Linked DNA regions of Homo sapiens: regions 1 and 3 are each linked to region 2. Evidence: chromatin loops called from intact Hi-C (ENCODE). Cell type or tissue: heart right ventricle. All regions are shown on one strand. Links, peaks and the distances in the headings refer to the core of each region. The heading gives the core; the rest is flanking DNA. Region 1 overlaps HIP1 (huntingtin interacting protein 1). Region 2 overlaps HIP1 (huntingtin interacting protein 1). Region 3 overlaps HIP1 (huntingtin interacting protein 1).

Region 1 (5,765 bases), core at 1-5,000, 55 kb before region 2:
GGGTTCTGGATGAGGCACCACCAATAAATAAGTAGCCCCAAGGCCAAGTCACCCAGGGGCTTTGGTCCCCATCCCAGCCACGGCCTCCCCCCATCAGGCCCTCCATGACCCTTATGAGAAGTGTCAGCATTCACAAAAGCTTTCTCCCTCCCTGGGCTCAGGGCAGGAGCCACTTACAAGTTGTTCACGTCACTTTCTCCAGCCTCGTCCAGCTGGCGGTCACTCATCTGCAGGTTGCCTGGGAACCTGGGATTCTGGAAGGGAGGCAGAGGAAGGGAGTCAGGGCAGAAGACATGAAGAGCCCTCTCTCAGCCGGGCGTGGTGGCACACGCCTGTGGTCCCAGCTACTTGGGAGGCCGAGGTGGGAGGATTGCTTGAGCCCGGGAGTTCAAGTTTACAGTTCAAGGCCACTGCACTCCAGCTTGGTTACAGAGTGAGACCCTACCTCAAAACAAACAAAAAAGAAAAAAAGAAAAATCGCTGGTATCATCAATCATTGCTGAGTATCTACAGCCAGCATGATCCTGTCATCTGTGTGGTTTGTCCCTGTGGCAAAGGGAAAAGGCCACAGAGATGGGTGGCCATTCCATCGTGGGGCATCTACATGTACAAGTGGATACTTTAGGCTCTAGGCCAGGTGCGGTGGCTCACACCTGTAATCCCAGCACTTTGGGGGCCAAGGCAGATGGATCACTTGGGGTCAGGAATTAGAGACGAGGCTGGCCAACATGGCAAAACCCTGTCTCAACTAAAAATACAAAAATTAGCCGGGTGTGGTGGTGCACGCCTGTAGTCCCAGCTCCTTGGGAGGTTGAGGCAGAATTGCTTGACGCTGGGAGGCGGAGGTTGCAGTGAGCTGAGATCGCACCACTGCACTCCAGCCTGGGCAAGAGTGAGACTCCGTCTCCCCCACCGCAAAAAAAAGAAAAAAAAATCCCCATTGCAGACTTTGCTCCTGGGCTCCATGGTGCCAAGGCCTCTGAGGCTTGACCTGGCACCTGGGACACAGTTTTCCTTTGCCCCAAGTCATACACGCTGAGATTACAACCTCTGACCTCAATTTCAGCACCTTCACCTCTACTCCATCCCCACTCCAGACTCTGCCATCACCTAAAACATCCCTGCCCAGACCTCCCCACACCAGCATCTCCCTCTCTGGCTGCATCGCCCAGGCCTCTGCCCTTTCAGTCCTCTCCTGCCCTCAAGTCCACCCACTACTCACGCTTCTGTCTCAGAGATGGCCAGTCCCCTCCTGCTCCCTCTCCTCCCCATCTCTCTGCCTGCCTTTGCTTCCTGGCTCAGTCTTGACATCATGACTGGTGGCCTGGCTCCACTTCCCCACACCCTGCCTGCCTTTCTACCACACTGCTTGGAAGACCTGCTGAGAGCCTGGGTCCTTGTCATCGGCTCTGCACCTAGGGCCGGCTGCCGACTGTCCCTGGAGAAAGACTCACAGCTGGTGTCACTATGCATTCACGCTCTCTGTCCTGAACGTCCGTCTCAGTCAGCTCGGGCAGTTATAACAAGATACCATGCACTGGGTGGCTTAACCCATAGAGAGTGTCTTTCAGTTCTCGAGGCCAGGGAGTTCAAAGTCAGGGTGTTGACAGATTCGGTGCCTGGTGAGGCGCTTCATCCTGATTACGTTGCTTACATGGCAGAGGAGGGGGAAACCAGCTCTCTCTTGTTTCTCTCTCTTTTTTTATTTTTTAGAGACATGGCCTCACTGTTGCCCACGCTGGAGTGCAGTGGCATGATCATCACTCACTGCAGCCTCGAATTCCTGGGCTCAAGTGATCCTCCACCTCAGCCTCCTCAGTAGCTGGTACTACAGGCATACACCACCATGCGGGCTAATTTGTGTGTGTGTGTGTGTGTGTGTGTGTGTGTGTGTGTGTGTGTGTGTGTTTAGTAGAGATGGGGTTTCGCCACATTGGCCAGGCTGGTCTTGAACTCCTGACCTCAGGTGATCCGCCCGCCTTGGCCTCCCGAAGTGCTGGGATTACAGGTGTGAGCCACCACGCCCAGCCAGAGAATGAATTTTTCTTTAATGTGTGCGGGATATTTTTGTTGTTGTTTTCGAGACGGAGTCTCACTCTGTTGCCCAGGCTGGAGTGCAATGGCATGATCTCAGCTCACTGCAACCTCAGCCCCTTGGGTTCAAGCGATTCTCCTGCCTCAGCCTCCTGAGTAGCTGGGATTAACAGGCACGCACCACCATGCCCGGCTAATTTTTTTGTATTTTTAGTGGAGATGGGGTTTCACCATGTTGCCCAGGCTGGTCTTGAACTCCTGACCTCAGGTGATCCACCCGCCTCGGCCTCCCAGAGTGCTGGGATTACAAGCGTGAGCCACCGCGCCTGGCCAAAAAAAATTTTTTTTAAGAGACAGGGTCTCACTGTGTTGCCCAGGCTGGTCTCACCTCAAGCCTTGGCCTCCCCAAATGCTGGGATTGCAGGTGTGAGCCACTCTGCCCAGCCTCCTTCCCCACTCTTGTATCGCTAATTGCTAAAAACTGGAAAAGTCCTTTGCTCCTCCACACTTGGACAATACCAGCTTCCCCTTTTTCTCTGCTTTCTAAAACCAGGAAAAACAAGACAGCAGTGAGCTCGAGAGCCTCTGGAAGCAAAGCCAGCTGCATCCTCTTCGACCCCAGTTCTCCAAGCCCACGTGACCATTCCCTTCTGCCCTTCCATGCTATTAAAAGCTAGGGGACTGGCTATTGGCACCAGCTGCTTCTGATGCCACTGAACTCTGCTGTCTTCCTATATACAAGGCAAAGGGACCCCTTTGGCCTCTATCAGCCCCGCAGCCCCACTGCCCCAGCTCCCATCCCAGTCCTCTTCCTCCTTAACCTTCTTCCCAGTCTTGCTTTCTCTACACCCTCCTTTCTTTCCTTTTCCACCTAAAATCCTACCCTAGGCCCTTCCTCCTCCCACTTTCCATTTAACACTTTTTTTTTTTTTTTTGAGACAGAGTCTTGCTCTGTCACCCAGGCTGGAGTGCAGTGGCGCCATCTCGGCTCACTGCAACCTCCGCCTCCTGGGTTCAAGCCATTCTCAAGCCTCAGCCTCCTGAGTAGCTGGGATTACAGGTGCGTGTCACCACGCCCAGCTAATTTTTGTGTTTTTAGTAGAGATGGGGGTTTCACTATGTTGGTCAGGCTGGTCTCCAACTCCTGGCCTCAAGTGATCCTCCTGCCTTGGCCTTCCATTGTGTGGAGATTAGAGGTGTGAGCCACCACATCCAGCTCAATTTAACACTTTCAATCTCTACTCCCAAAACGTCTTTTTTTTTTTTTTTTTGAGATTGAGTCTTGCTCTGTCGCCCAGTCTGGAGTGCAGAGGCAGCATCTCGGCTCGCTGCAACCTCCGCCTCCCAGGTTCAAGCGATTCTCCTGCCTCAGCCTCCCGAGTAGCTGGGACTACAGACGTGAGCTAATTTCTTTTTGTATTTTTAGTAGAGACGGAGTTTTGCCATGTTGGCCAGGCTGGTCTTGAACTCCAGACCTCAGACGATCCGCCCGCCTTGGCCTCCTGAAATGCTGGGATGACAGGCGTGAGCCACTGCGCCCAACCCCAAAACATCTTAAATCCAGTTCTCACCTTTCCCCGCCTCCTCATGACACCTTTACCAGAGCCCGGTCCTCCCTCCAATCACACGCTACAAGCCCCCTCCCCTCCACACTCTCAGCCTCTCCCTCCTGCTTCTTCGCCTTGCAATCCAGCCCAAGGGCAGCCCGACTCCCCGCCTCAGCCTCTGACACCCTGGCCTGGCCCAGCCTCAGTTCTGGTTTACGTTGCCTCCTATGTGCCCACCCCTCTGCCTGATCCCCGTTGTCTCCCACAGTTGCCAGACCCCTGTACACCCCGCAGCTGCTCGCCTCCCCCACCTCACACTATCCATTGTGTCACCTTCTTCTCTCTTTTTTCTGTGAAACAGGGCCTCACTCTGTTGCCCAGGCGGGAGGGCAGTGATGCGATCATAGCTCACTGCATCCTTGACTTCCCAGGCTCAAGGTATCCTCCCACCTCAGCCTCCCGAGTAGCTGGGACTACAGTTGCACACTACCACGCCCGGCTAATTTTTAAATTTTTTTGTAGAGACAGGATCTTGCTATGGCCCAGGCTGGTCTCAAACTCCTGGTCTTAAGCGATCCTCCAGCCTCGACCTCCCATAATGCTCAGATTACAGGCATGAGCCACTGTGCCCAGCCAGGAATTGTTTTTATTAACAGTAAAATCAATGCTTCTGTAACATTTTCATAAGGCAATATAGTGCCTAGGGTTACTCTTTCTTTTTTTTGTTTTTTTTTTTGAGACAGAGTCTCATTTTGTCTCCCAGGCTGGAGTGCAGTGGCATGGTTTTGGCTCACTGCAACCTCTGCCTCCTGGTCTCAGGTTCAAGCGATTCTCCTGCCTCAGCCTCCCGAGTAGCTGGGACTACAGGCATGCATCACCACCATGGGTAATTTTTGTAATTTTAGTAGAGACGGGGTTTTGCCATGTTGTCCAGGCCAGTCTTGAACCCCTGACCTCGGGTGATCCATCCGCCTGGGCCTCCGAAAGAGCTAGGATTATAGGTGTGAGCCACCGTGCCTGGCCAGGTTTCTTTCTAGCTGCAAAATGGGGAACAAAGGGTGCAGAAGACACGGGCCAAAATCCCAGCCTTCGTCACACCCCGTGGGCCTGGCGGTGGCTTTCCTCTCTCACAGCTTGGGTACATGATGTGCACACTTCCTCAGAAGCCTGGGCTGTCTATTACCTGAAAGAGCTGACAAATGAGCCCAGGGAGGGGCTGAAGGGATGGAGCAGGGGAGGCGGCGGTGGCGGCAGAACTGTCCGCAGAGACTCACTTTGGTGTGGTACTCCATCTTGGTTCTTAGCAGTTTCAGGTAGATGCTGCACAGCTGGCCATACCCCTCGCTCAGGTGGCCCTTTTAGGAAGAGGAGGGGAAACAGAGTCAACAACAAGAACATAACAGTCAAGAGATCTGCAGCCAGGAATTCTCTGGTAAAGAATCTATCTTCTTTGTTTTCTCCCCTTTATTTTATTTATTTAGAGATGGGGTCTAGCTCTGTTGCCCAGGCTGGAGTGCAGTGGCATGATCTCGGCTCACTGCAGCCTCCACCTCCTGGGTTCAAGTGATTCTCCTGCCTCAGCCTCCCGAGTAGCTGGGATTACAGGCACGCACCACCACGCCTGGTCAATTTTTGTATTTTTGCTAGAGATATGGTTTCACCATGTTACCCAGGCTGGTCTCAAACTCCTGGCCTTGAGTGATCCACCTGCTTTGGCCTCCCAAAAGGCTAGGATTACACTACAGGTGTGAGCCACCACGCCCAGCTAATTTTTGTAGCTTTTAGTAGAGATGGGGTTTCACCATATTGGCCAGACTAGTCTCGAACTTCTGATCTCAGGTGATCTGCCCGCCTCTGCCTCCCAAAGTGCTGGGATTACAGGCGTGAGCCACCGCACCCAGCCATCTACCTTTATTCTTAAATGTAAAATAGAATCAATCTATTTTTCTTGCTTAATATGCTGCAATTTTATTCAACTTCTTAAACTTTCTTTCATTATTTTTAGTGACTGACCAGTATTATTGTAATTTATTGAACTGACTCAATAAATTCAAATGAGCTGAAGCCAATTCAAACCAGTTGAAATTTTTGCTATCATAAACCATTTCAATGAACATTCCTTATAGCACAATCTTTTGTACAAACATAAGGACTGCCTTTGATAAATTCTGGACAAAGCTTCCT
Region 2 (5,953 bases), core at 683-5,682:
TTCAAACCAGAGATGGGAATTTAATGGCCAGAACAGAAAGTACTTTTGGCCTCTTGCAGGAATGAAAAGCAGACACCAATTCCCCAGGGTGGGTAAGGTTCTCCTTGCTACACAGGCACAGGTCTGTGCTCTTTACAAAGAGCTGCAGACGATTGTTTCTGGATTGGGCGCTTGGCTGCTCAATGATTAATGAGAATCTAATATCACTTTTGTTTGGACCCCAAGCTAAAAGAGGAAAGAGGCAATAGATGCACCTCCCCAGGGCTCAGAATTCTCCAGAGGTTTCCCAGTGCTTACGGGCCAGGGTCAGAATGCCTTGGTTGGCATTCAGGGACTTGCTGGTCTGGCCCCAAACAACCATCTCGATGTTTCCTGATTTCAAACCTCTGTACCAGCCAAATGTCTTCAGCCTCACCCAATGGACTCTGCCCATCCTCTTCCTGCGATTCTCCCAACAGGCAATGCCTACCCCACCCAACCTCCAAGGGCCAACTGAGGTCTTGGTCTTCCTTCTGAACTCTGCACTCCAGTCCCTTCTCAGACCCCCATGGTCCTCAAAGCTTTGGCCTTCTGATCCAGGCCTGTATTGATAGCTAACTGTTGAGTCGGCCTGTATCTCTCTGGATCCTTCACTTTCATGCTAAGGGCCTTGAGAAGCAGGGAGGGAGGCCTTCGATGATGTTTCTTTGTGTTCTTTACCCAGCACTTGCTATAGAAATTATGAGAATTAAATAAATGCTGTTGATTAATGAGGGATGGATGGACAGAGGTCCCTGAGTCCTATAAGCTTGTCCTTGCAGGCCAAGCTTTGCAGGGAACCTGGGTGCAGGGCTGGGAGGATGCTCAAGGGTGATTCGGTTTAGTGGCCATTGGACTAAAGTAGAGTTTCGAAGCTTCAGATCCCTCAACCTCCTAATCATAGCCCAGACAGATGAGTCTTCTGGTCTTGCTCAGACACCTCTAGGAAAGAACTACTGCTTAGTTTTCTACATCTCCACCCCCATAGCTGCAGAGAGGATTTTTTTTTTTTTTTTTTTTTTTTTTTGAGAGGGAGTTCTAATACATGCCCAAAGAAAGCGAGATTTCATGGCAGACAGACAAGGAATGCTGGTCCAACCTCTGGGCACTCACTGCCCAACCATGAACAGGTATTTCTCTCCAAATAAAGATAGGAACCCAAATAAAGACATGAAGCCCCTCAAGCAGCCCCCAACCCCAGGGGCAATGCTCAGTCAGTCTGAGACTGATGCAGGCCATAGAATAGGACTCTCCCCTGTCATCAGCCCCCATCCCATTGTCTCCTAGCCAAGACAGAGTGCCAAAGGCCAGGGCCGGGCAGAGAACCAACCTCCCTTGGTTGCCTCGAAAGGGCACCCTCTGGGGAAAAGTAATATAATTCTGAACAAGATAAACTCAAATTCTAGTACCTCCTCATCTCTATGGCAAGGGCAGACCCAGACCCCCCCCCCCCCCCCACACACACACATACACACACACACACACACACACACACACAGCCCACGACAGCTCCTTTCCTCGAAAGCCCTGATTGCCTCCCCCCTCCCAAGACCCGCCTGACACACAGGCCCTTGAGGGTTGCAAGGCTGGACGGTAGGGACAGTACCCTGGTCTAAACTCGGGGTCAGGGTGATTGAGATGGCAAGGGCACCCTTAAATCTCCATTCAGAGTGACAGCCAATCAAGACCCCTGGGAAAACCTGCAGTTTCCGGGCCTCCAGGTGCTCCCTGCGAACCCCCCTCCCATCAGAATCCCCCAAATCACATCCTGGTACCGGCTGAAGGCTGCTCCTTGGTCTCAATCAATAAGCAATGATTTCTTCAAGATCCTACTGTATTCGCGGTGGAGGTGGGGGTGGAGGGCTTCTCTGGGGGAGGGCACAGACCCCTCCAGAGGAGCCCATTTCTAAAGGAAAGGCGGAGTCATGCTTAGGAGGCGAAGGTGTTGGCTGCACCTCAGGCCCACTGAAGCTGGGGTTCCCAAGTGGCCAACCTAGAACCTTCCCCGTCTCTGCCAAGGGCTCCATTCCTGCCCCCTCACCTCCTAGGATGGTTGAAACCTGGCTTCTCACTGTCCTCCCAGCGCCACCTGTGCCTCCCTGCCCACGGGCTCAGCCCCACACATCTTCCATCGATCTCCTGTAGGTGTGCGGGCAGGGGGCTCCGGAGGGCACGGTACAAGCCCCTTCCGGCGGCGCTGCCCTCCCTCCCGTCCGGCAGGTCTCCCGAGGTGGGCGGCGAGCCCCGCAGCCCAGTCCCTGGAGTCCAGCGCGATCTCCCGGGCAGCCCGGCGGCGGCGCGGCGGGAAAGCCAGAGCCCATCCCGGCCGGCCAGCCGCCTCCAGAATCCTGGCCCGGCTCCCTCCTCCGGCACGCCTGGAGTTGGGGCCAACAGGCAGGATCAACAATCCAGAAACTTTCAATGGATCGCGCCGGCTAGGAGGGGGAGAAGGGAGGGCGCCAGGGCTGGGGGTGTGGGGAGGGGGCTCGGGGCAAAGCCCCTGCTCACACTTACCATCTTGCTCACATCCATGACCGAGGCTGCGGGGCACCCCCCCACCCCTGGAGATCCCGCTTCCCCCAAAGCTGCTCCCGGCTAATCGCGCCCCGAGGGTGCCATGCTGCGGGGAGGGCGGCCGGCAGGGCCCCCGCGGACCGGGGCAGGCGGCGGCGGCGGCGGCGGCACCAAGGCTGGACCGGAGAAAGGAAGGGGAGGGGGAGGGGAGGCGGCGAGGGGGAGGGGGAGGGGGGCGGGCGCGGAGCCGCAGCGCGCGCCGGGGGCGGGGGAGGCGCGGCCCCGCCGGCAGAGACCGGCGCGCCCGAGCCCCCGGGGACCGGGAAATCCCGGAATCAGCTGGCGGGGGCGCGAGGGGAGACCGGGAGGCGGGTTCCCGGGCCAGATCCCGCGGCCCCCGGGCTCGCACGGCGAGGATGTGATTTGAATAACAAAAGGTGGCTTCTCCCCAGAGTTCCCGGTGGCGGGGATCGCCGATCCCGGAGCGAGAGGCCGCCGGCCCGCCAGGAAGCGTGTGTGTGTGTGTGTGTGTGTGTGTGTGTGCGCCCGCGTGTGTGTGCAGGCGTGCGTGTGCATGCATGCGTGTGTTTTGGTGGTGGGATCAGTGGGACTCAGGAAGTGAGCAGGGGAGGTGGTGAAAAAGGAGGGACAGATGGGGGGCGCAGGAGGCCGACATTCCAGTGGGGGCAGGGGGTCCGCTCGGCCCCTCCCCACTTGGCTTCCCTGGACAAAGGGGGAATTCACGGCCAGTTGTTTGCCTCCTGCGGCTAATCTGGAGGGGCCTCCCGAATGAGACTGGGGTCTCCAAACAGATGGGCAATTGGGAGGAAGTGGAACAGGTATCCCCAGGAAGGCTCTGAGCGTCCCCCTCCCACGTGAGCCACAGCCAGCCCTTCCTGGAGTGAGGGAAATTGGCTCCGTGGTTCCTAAATGATGTCTGCCCTGAGCTGGGAGCTCCTTTCTCTCAAGCCAGAATCCCGATGTCCCTTTCCTTATTCGATGCCGAAATGCAAGGCAGACATTCCCCTCTGCAGTAGACACAGCTGGTGGCCTCAAAAGGTCTCCTGGCAAATGCTCCTTTGGGGCAAGTTCTCCGGAAAAAGCCTGGCCATTCAAGCCTATAGTTTCAACACAGTCTGTCCCCCCAAAATCAGATGGCAGTAAAGTTTTGGATGCAGCAGGGACCTGAGAGTCCACCTAGATCAACCCCACTTTATACGGAGAGGAAACTGAGATCCAGAGAGGGAGAGGGAGGTGCCCCAGGTCACACACCCGGCAGGGACTGGGGAGCAGGGCAGACTTCAGTAAGGACCATCCAGCCCAAGCCCAGAAGGGCTTCCCATGCTGCCACGGGGCAACCATGAAGTTAGGGCTTTTAAAATAATGAACAGGTGGGCCTGGCTCCCGGCGGGCTCACGCCTGTAATCCCAGCACTTTAGGCCTGTAATCCCAGCACTTTGGGAGGCTGAGGCAGGCAGATTGCTTGAGGCCAGGAGTTCAAGACCAGCCTGGCCAAAATGACGAAACTCCCGTCTCTACTAAAAATACAAAAATTAGCCGGGTGGGGTGGTGTGCGCCTATAATCCCAGCTACTCGGGAGGCTGAGGCAGGAGAATCGCTTGAACCTGGGAGGCAGAGGTTGCAATGAGCCAAGATCACACCACTGTGCTCCAGCCTGGATGACAGAAGGAGACTCCATCTCAATAATAATAATAATAATAATAATAATAATAATAAATAATGAACAGGTGATGGGATCCAGAACAGCTGCGAGGCCGACCTCTGCACCCACATGAAGGGACCCACATGAAGGGGCCCTGAGGAGAAGGCATCTCCTATCATGGCCCCAGGACCTGCTGGGCTTGCCCTATCACAGCCCCTTCCTGTCAAAGCTGAGTTCTTATCGATGAAATTGGGACTCTATCTGCCTGCCTCCTAGGGGTATGTGAGAACATCAAGATATAAGAAATAATATCTTGGGCTTGGTGGTTCACGCCTCTAATCCCAGCACTTTGGGAGGCTGAGGCAGGTGGATCACTTGAGGCCAGGAGTTTGAGACCAGCTGGGCAACATGGCGAAACCCCGTCTCTACTAAAAATACAAAAATTAGCTGGTCATGATGGCGCACACCTGCAATCCCAGCCACTCGATAGGGTGAGGCAGGAGAATCGCTTGAGCATGGGAGGCAGAGGTTGCAGAGGGCCAAGATCACACCACTGCACTCCAGCCTGGGTGGCAGAGTGAGACTAGGGTCTTGCTATGTTGTACAGGCTGGTCCCTTCAGGAGTTTGAGAACTCCTGGACTCAAGCAATCCACCTGTCTCAGCCTCCCAAAGTGCTGGGATTACAGGTGTGAGCCACCATGCTCAGTCTTCCCTCTATTTTATTTGTTTTTTCTTTTTTGGTTTTCTTTTTCTTTCTTTTTTATTTGCTCCTTGTTTGCTTTTTTTTTTTCTTTGAGACAAAGTCTCACACTTGTTGCCCAGGCTGGAGTGCAATGGTGCAATCTCAGCTCACCACAACCTCTGCCTCCTGGGTTCAAGAAATTCGCCTGCCTCAGCCTCCTGAGTAGTTGGGATTACAGGCATGTGCCACCATGCCCAGCCCCGGCTAATTTTGTATTTATAGTAGAGACGGGGTTTCTCCATGTTGGTCAGGCTGATCTCGAACTCCCGACCTCAGCCTCCCAAAGTGCTGGGATTACAGGCGTGAGCCACTGTGCCTGACTGTTTTTCTACATTCACAATCTGTTCTTCCTCCTGTTTTCTGGCTCAACTAATGGTTCTACCTCCACTGAGCTGGTTAAGCTGGAAACTTCAAAGGCAGCCTTAATTCCTCCAGCAACAATCCCCGCTCCCACTCCATCTAATCAGGTCCCACATCCCTGCGATTCTTTCTTGCAAGTAGCTTCCAATCTATGTCTTATTGACTATTCCTTCCCTGGATAAGACTTTCGACAACAGCCTCTGCCTTCAGTCTCTTCCTGTCCAATTCATCCTATACACATCTAATTGTGACTCCCTACTGGCCAGCCCATCCCAAATAGAAAAAAAGAAAAAAACAACAGGCCGGGTGCAGTGGCTCATGCCTGTAATCTCAGCACTTTGGGAGGCTGAGGTGGGAGGATTGCTTGAGGCCAGGATTCTAGACCAGCCTGGGTAACAGAGTGAGACCCTGTCTTCAAAACAAAACAAAAAACCCTTCTGGTTGGGTACGACGGTTCACACCTGTAATCCCAGCACTTTGGGAGGCTGAGGCGGGAGGATCACCTGAGGTCAGGAGTTCAAGACCAGCTTGGCCAACATGGTGAAACCGTCTCTACTAAAAATACAAAAATATCTGGGAGTGGTGGCGCATGCCTGTAATCCCATCTAGTCAGGAGGTTGAGGCAGGAGAATCACTTGAACACGAGAGACAGAGG
Region 3 (5,953 bases), core at 560-5,559, 75 kb before region 2:
TACTGGGACTACAGGTGTGTACCACCTGCCCAGCTAATTTTTTTACTTTTATTTAATAAAGATGGGATCTTGCTATGTTGCCCAAGCTTGGTCTTAAACTCCTGGCCTTAAAAAATCCTCCTACCTCATCCTCCCCACATGTTGGGATTACAGGCATAAGCCATTGCCCCCAACCCTTCAAGATGTTCTGTATCTAAGAAGCCCCAGTATCATTAAGAATTCCTCTTTGGTTAGTGTTTTGAGGCAGACCATGGCTTAACTTAGCTCCTGAACCATCTGCTTGAACCCAGCTTGGACTCACTTCTCATCCTTGTTCACACCATTTTGACTGTTGAAATTGAAGGGATCACTGCTGAATGAACTGCCAAAGATGTCATCAAACTTGTTGTCAAATAAATTCTGTGGTTGACCAAAAAGGAGTGAGAATAAGTCAGAGAGCCAGAGAATTCTGTGTGTGGGTCAGTTGAGTGATATGGGAGAATGCCCCCTTTCTCGAATTAAACGGTTCAGACCTGTTTAATTTTTTTAATTTTTTTGAGACAGGTTCTCGCTCTACTGCCCAGGCTAGAGTACAGTGGTGCAATCATAGCTCACTGCAGCCTCCAACTCCTGGCTCAAGTGATCCTCCTGTTTCAGCCTCCTGAGTAGCTGGAAGTATAGGTGTGTGCCACCATACCTGGATAATTTTTTTATTTTAATTTTATGTATTTATATTTTTAGGGCCTGGTTCTTGTTCTCTTGCCTAGGCTGGAGTGCAGTGGCATGATAACAGCTCACTGTAGCCTTGGCCTCCCAGGCTCAAGTGATCCTCCCATCTCAGCTTCCCACATAGCTGGGACCACAGGTATGTGCCACCACATCTGGCTAATTTTGTAAAGATGGGGCCTTACTATGTTGCCCAGGCTGGTCTTGAACTGGCCTCAAGCAGTCTTCCCACCTTGGCCTTGCAAAGTGTTGGGATTACAGCTGTGAGCCACTGCACCCATTTATGACCCTTCTGGGAGCCACAGAGCAGGATGCTCAGCCTAGGTTGGTGCTAGGTGAATGAAGAGAAGCCTGAACCTGGTTAGAGTCAATGGGCTTTGGCCAGGGTCTCCCCCAGCCTCTCCCCTGTACTTGCAGGTGAGAGGAAAGGCCAAGTTTCTCTCCCAAGTGGTCCTCACCTGCTGAGAGGCATCCATGTCCATGAGGTCATCCTTCTCTAGGACTGGCTCGCTGTCGGGGGATGAGGCCTCTGCAGGGATCACCACCACAGGGCTGATATGTTCTGACAGGGCTGAGGCTCGCAGGAAGTTGGGTGGGTTCTGAAGACGGAGACACATCCTCAAATAGTGCTTGCTTGCCAGGCCCCGCCGGCCCTTAAGAGAGTACCTGGGGCCTCTGCAGTGCCGAGGGTGTGTGGTTGGGCATGCTTACCTCAGGCAGCTGGGGGATCTGAATGAGCCGCTTGAAGTACTGCAGGTTGCTGGAGCGGTAGAACAGATCTTTCAACCTAGGGGTGGAGAAGGACCTGAGGGGTGCTGGGTGTCTTCATCAGCCCCATGTAGGGGACAGAGCAGCCACCTGGCTTTCCTGCCCCCTCCCCAGCCCAAAGGCACAGGCTGTCAAGGAGATAAACTCCATGGTGCTGGGATTCAATTATGATGCTGCAGAGGATTATTTAAAGCTGGTCCTCAGTGACCTGCTGGTGAGGAAAGAGTAATTCATGCTACAAATCCTTTGGAAGAGTAGATAATCAAAAAGCTAATTTCTTCATTGCTGTAGAACACATGTTGTTATTTTGCAGATTTAACTTCCGAGGAGTGTTTGGTTTAGAGTAACATTAAAAGAAATTGACTTTCTCTGAGGATAAGCCATCTAACCATAGGAAAAGGGAAGGGAATTTTACTACAAAGGTAGCTCTCTTCTTTCATTACTTCTCTTTGTTTTTGGACTATTTGTTCTCTCCACAATTAAGACTATAAGTTCCTGGGAAGTGGGGACTGAGCTCCGCTGAGCTGTTTCCCATAATGCCAGGGACAGGGCAGCCGTTCAATAAACACTTGGAGAATTACAATCGTTTGGTACTATGTCCTAATCTTGGGTGGATATGCACATGAAGAAACCAATATTTTTTTTCTCTCTCTCTCTCTTTTTGTAGAGGCAGGGTCTTGCTCTGTCACCCAGGCTAGAGTGCAGTGGTGCAATCAGAGCTCATTGCAGCCTTGAATTCCTGGGCTCAAGCAGTCTTCTGCCTCAGCCTCCTGAGTAGCTAGAATTACAGGGATGCACCACCATGCCTGGCTAATTTTTAATTTTTTGGTAGAAACAGGCTCTTGCTGTGTTGCCCAGGCTGGTCTCAAACTCCTGGCTTCAAGCAATCCTACTGCCTTGGCCTCCCAAAGTGCTGGGATTACAGGCATGAGCCACCACATCTGGCAAAATCAACATCTTTTTCTCATTCTCAAATCTCTATTTTGAATCTAAACACTGAAGACCAAGAAACCTAAGAGAATCCAGACTTATATATTCTTCATTTTTATTTTGTTTGTTTATTTTTTGAGATGGAGTGTCGCTCTTATTGCCCAGGCTGGAGTGCAATGGCGCGATCTCGGCTCACTGCAAGCTCCACCTTCCAGGTTCAAGGGATTCTCCTGCCTCAGCCTGCTGAGTTGCTGGGATTACAAGCATGTGCCATCATGCCTGGGTAATTTTGTATCTTTAGTAGAGATGGGGTTTCTCCATGTTGGTCAGGCTGGTTTCGAACTCCCGACCTCAGGTGATCCGCCCGTCTCGGCCTCCCAAAATGTTGGGGTTATAGGCGTGAGCCAATGTGCCCTGCCTATTTGTAAATATTTTTTTGAGATTGGGTCTTAGTCTGTCGCCCAGGCTGGAGTATAGTGGCAAAATCATAGCTCACTGCAGCCTTGACCTCCCTGGGCCCAAGGGATCCTCTCACCTCAGCCTCCAAGTAGCTGGGAGTACAGGTGTGTGCCACCACACCTGGCTAATTTTTTGTGTGTTTTTGATAAAGATGGGGTCTCTCTATGTTGTCCAGGCTGGTCTCAAACTCCTGGGCTCAAGCCATCTACCCACCTTGGCCTTCCAAAGTGCTGGGATTATAGGTGAGAGCCACCATGCTTGGCCTGTTTTAATTTTTTTAGAGACAAGGTCTTGCTGTGTCACCCAGGCTGAAGTGCAGTGGAACGATCAAGGCTTGCTGCAATCTCAACCTCCTGGGCTCAAGCGATCCTCCCACCTCAGCCTCCTGAGTAGCTGGAGTTAACTACATCTATTCTGAGATGAAAGGGGTACATGGGCCTTAAATCCTTTGGCCTGCAACAATGAACTTTCTCCAGCTTAGTCCAATAAACGAAACCCCCAGGGTCTCGTTACAGCCTGTCAGATCCCAAGACTTAGGCCTGTCTCTGTCTCTGTGACATCACTGCTGCTTCCCCTGAATTCAAGGACAGTGAGGTCTCAGACAGCAGCCGTGTCTGTGTGGAACAGCAAAGTGGCTACTCAGGGGAGATGTTTTTCTAAGCTAGAAGCAAATGAAAGGAAATGAAATCACCTGACCACACATCCCCATCTTGCTGGTTTGGAGCCAACAGTAACAGGCTCAACTGCTTTCACAAGCTACCGGAATTTGACATTCCAGGAAATCAGCCTCAGGGCCTGTCTCCTTGGACTAAAGAAGCCATTTATCACAGAATATGTACTCGGCTTCTCAAATGGAACAGGGGTACCAGGAGGTGGGTACAACCACACACTTGTCCTTCGCTTGCTCCTGGGGAACCAGGCAGAGAAGCTGAAACTTGGCATTTGGGAGTTATGGTCAAGGGTGAGGAAATTAACAGGAAAAACAAGAGAGTGCACTTTTACACAGCTAAGTCAGGAGGCCCTTCTCAGCCCCCTCTGTCCTCCCAACTCTCACTCTATTATCCTTCCCTTTTGCCTGGTTTCGCCTCCCCTCCCCTCCTTTCCTTTTTTTTTTTTTGGATGGAGTCTTGCTCTGTTGCCCAAGCTGTAGTGCAGTGGCATGATCTCAGCTCATTGCAACCTCTGCCACCTGAGTTCAAGCAATTCTCCTGCCTCAGCCTCCTGAGTAGCTGGGATTACAGGGCTAATTTTTGTATTTACAGTAGAGACAGGGTTTCATCATGTTAGCCAGGCTGCTCTCAAACTCCTGACCTCAAGCGATCCACTTGCTTCGGCCTCCCAAAGTGCTGGGATTACAGGTGTGAGCCACTGCACCCAGCCTAAGTAAAGATCTTTTGTTTTTGTTTTTGTTTTGAGATGGAATCTCATTCTGACGCCCAGGCCTGAGTGCAGTGATGTGATCTTGGCTCACTGCAACCTCCACCTCCTGGGTTCAAGCGATTCTTCTGCCTCAGCCTCCCGAGTAGCTGGGATTACAGGTGTGCACCACCATGCCCTGCTAATTTTTTAGTAGAGACGGGGTTTCACCATGTTGGCCAGGCTGGTCTTGAACTCCTGACCTCAAGTGATCTGCCCACCTCGGCCTCCCAAAGTGCTGGGATTACAGGCATGAGCCACTGCACCCGGCTGGTGTTAGCAACTTTTATTGAGGCGGCAGTGCACAGCCAGCAGCGGAGGTCCTGTTCCTTGCAGCGCAGGGCTACTCCATACGCAGTGAGCCCAGAATAGCAGCTGTTACATTTATACCCACTTTTAATTATATGTAAATTAAGGGGCAGATTATGCAGAAATTTCTAGAAAAAAAGTGGTAAATTCCAGATTGTCAGGTTATTGCCATGGAAAGGGGCGCTAACTTCCGGATGTTGCCATAGCAATGGTAAACTGTCACTGCACACTGGTAGGTGTGTCTTATGCAGAGGTGCTTCCGCCCTTTCCCTGTTTTACTTGTCCTTAATTTGGTCCGATGCCCAAGCCCTGCCTCCAGAGTCCAGTCTCCCATCCCACCTCAGAAGCAGGTCATATTTGTAGGGTATCAACCAAACCTGCTAGTGGATTGGACATGGGGGATGAGGAAAATGGTGACTTCCAGATCTCTGGCCTAAATGGATGATGGCAGTATTTGTTGAGATAGAAAAGAATGGGGAGGGGCTGGGCACAGTGACTCGCGCCGGTAATCCCATCACTTTGGGAGGCAGATCACTTGAGGTCAGGAGTTCCAGACCAGCCCGGCCAACATGGTGAAATCCTGTCTCTACTAAAAATACAAAAATTAGTCGGGCATGGTGGTGGGCGCCTGTAATCCTAGCTACTGAAGAGGCTGAGGCAGGAGAATCACTGGAGATGGGGAGGCTGAGGTTGCAGTAAGCCAAGATCACACCACCGCACTCAAGCCTGGGTGACAGAGCGAGACTCTGTCTCAAAAACAAAAACAAAAACAAACAAACAAAAACAGAATGGAGAGAGAAAGGTTTTTTTTTGTTTTTTTTTTTTGAGAAAACCTAAAGTACAGTTTGAGATTTAAGTATGCTATACAGATGTCAAATTGGGGACAAGAGGCTGGCATTCAGAAGTAAGGTCTGGCTAGAGATGCATATTTAGGGGTTATCAGTCTATAAATGCTATAAGACCAGAACTTAGGGAGACAGAAAAGAGAAGAGGATGAAGTCTGGGGCATAAGCAGGCAACTAATGAATGGATGAAATCTCTTTCTTCTATATGCTTCTATGGGATTTATTAGATAACCAATAGTTACCCTAGCTATAGGTAGATTTGCCTCTGTCTGAGCTATTTTCTGTCACTTTATCACCTTAGAATGAAGATAACCTCAGGTCGGGTGCAGTGGCTCACGCCTGTAATCCCAACACTTTGGGAGGCTGAGGTGGGCAGATCACAAGGTCAAGAGATCGAGACCATCCTGGCCAACATGGTGAAACCCTATCTCTACTAAAAATACAAAAATTAGCTGGGCATGGTGGTGTGTGCCTGTAGTCTCAGCTACTCGAGAGGCTGATGCAGGAGAATCACTTGAACC

Evidence for each region. A loop is a pair of places that touch in the nucleus more often than their neighbours do. Peaks named below come from ENCODE experiments on the same cell type or tissue, not always from the same donor. Only the 100,000 strongest peaks of a DNase experiment are listed, where the experiment ranks them.
Region 1: a loop joins it to region 2, with 1.9 times the contacts of the local background. A loop is called at or near these places in 11 of 110 quality-filtered maps.
Region 3: it touches region 2 in a loop (1.8-fold over the local background); 8 of 110 quality-filtered maps call a loop at or near these places.

Annotation. Positions count from the first base shown.
Region 1 is chr7:75,581,898-75,587,662 of GRCh38, forward strand. HIP1 (huntingtin interacting protein 1) reads right to left here. Exons shown (of 31, transcript NM_005338.7): 5 at 4,856-4,936; 6 at 178-254. Among named protein-coding and RNA genes, the nearest start is that of SPDYE5, 92 kb to the left of the region's middle. In heart right ventricle, for the core only: no CTCF peak of the experiment used is centred there; no DNase peak of the experiment used is centred there.
Region 2 is chr7:75,636,519-75,642,471 of GRCh38, forward strand. The region is part of intron 1 of HIP1 (huntingtin interacting protein 1); the gene reads right to left. Among named protein-coding and RNA genes, the nearest start is that of HIP1, 99 kb to the right of the region's middle. RefSeq lists a silencer at 2,850-2,949 and enhancers at 3,039-3,793, 3,794-4,547. In heart right ventricle, for the core only: no CTCF peak of the experiment used is centred there; DNase peaks (open chromatin) are centred at 2,373, 3,003 and 3,456; H3K4me3 peaks cover 2,080 bases; H3K27ac peaks cover 2,241 bases.
Region 3 is chr7:75,561,772-75,567,724 of GRCh38, forward strand. HIP1 (huntingtin interacting protein 1) reads right to left here. Exons shown (of 31, transcript NM_005338.7): 10 at 1,417-1,492; 11 at 1,164-1,304; 12 at 302-399. Among named protein-coding and RNA genes, the nearest start is that of SPDYE5, 72 kb to the left of the region's middle. In heart right ventricle, for the core only: no CTCF peak of the experiment used is centred there; a DNase peak (open chromatin) is centred at 3,569; H3K27ac peaks cover 2,598 bases.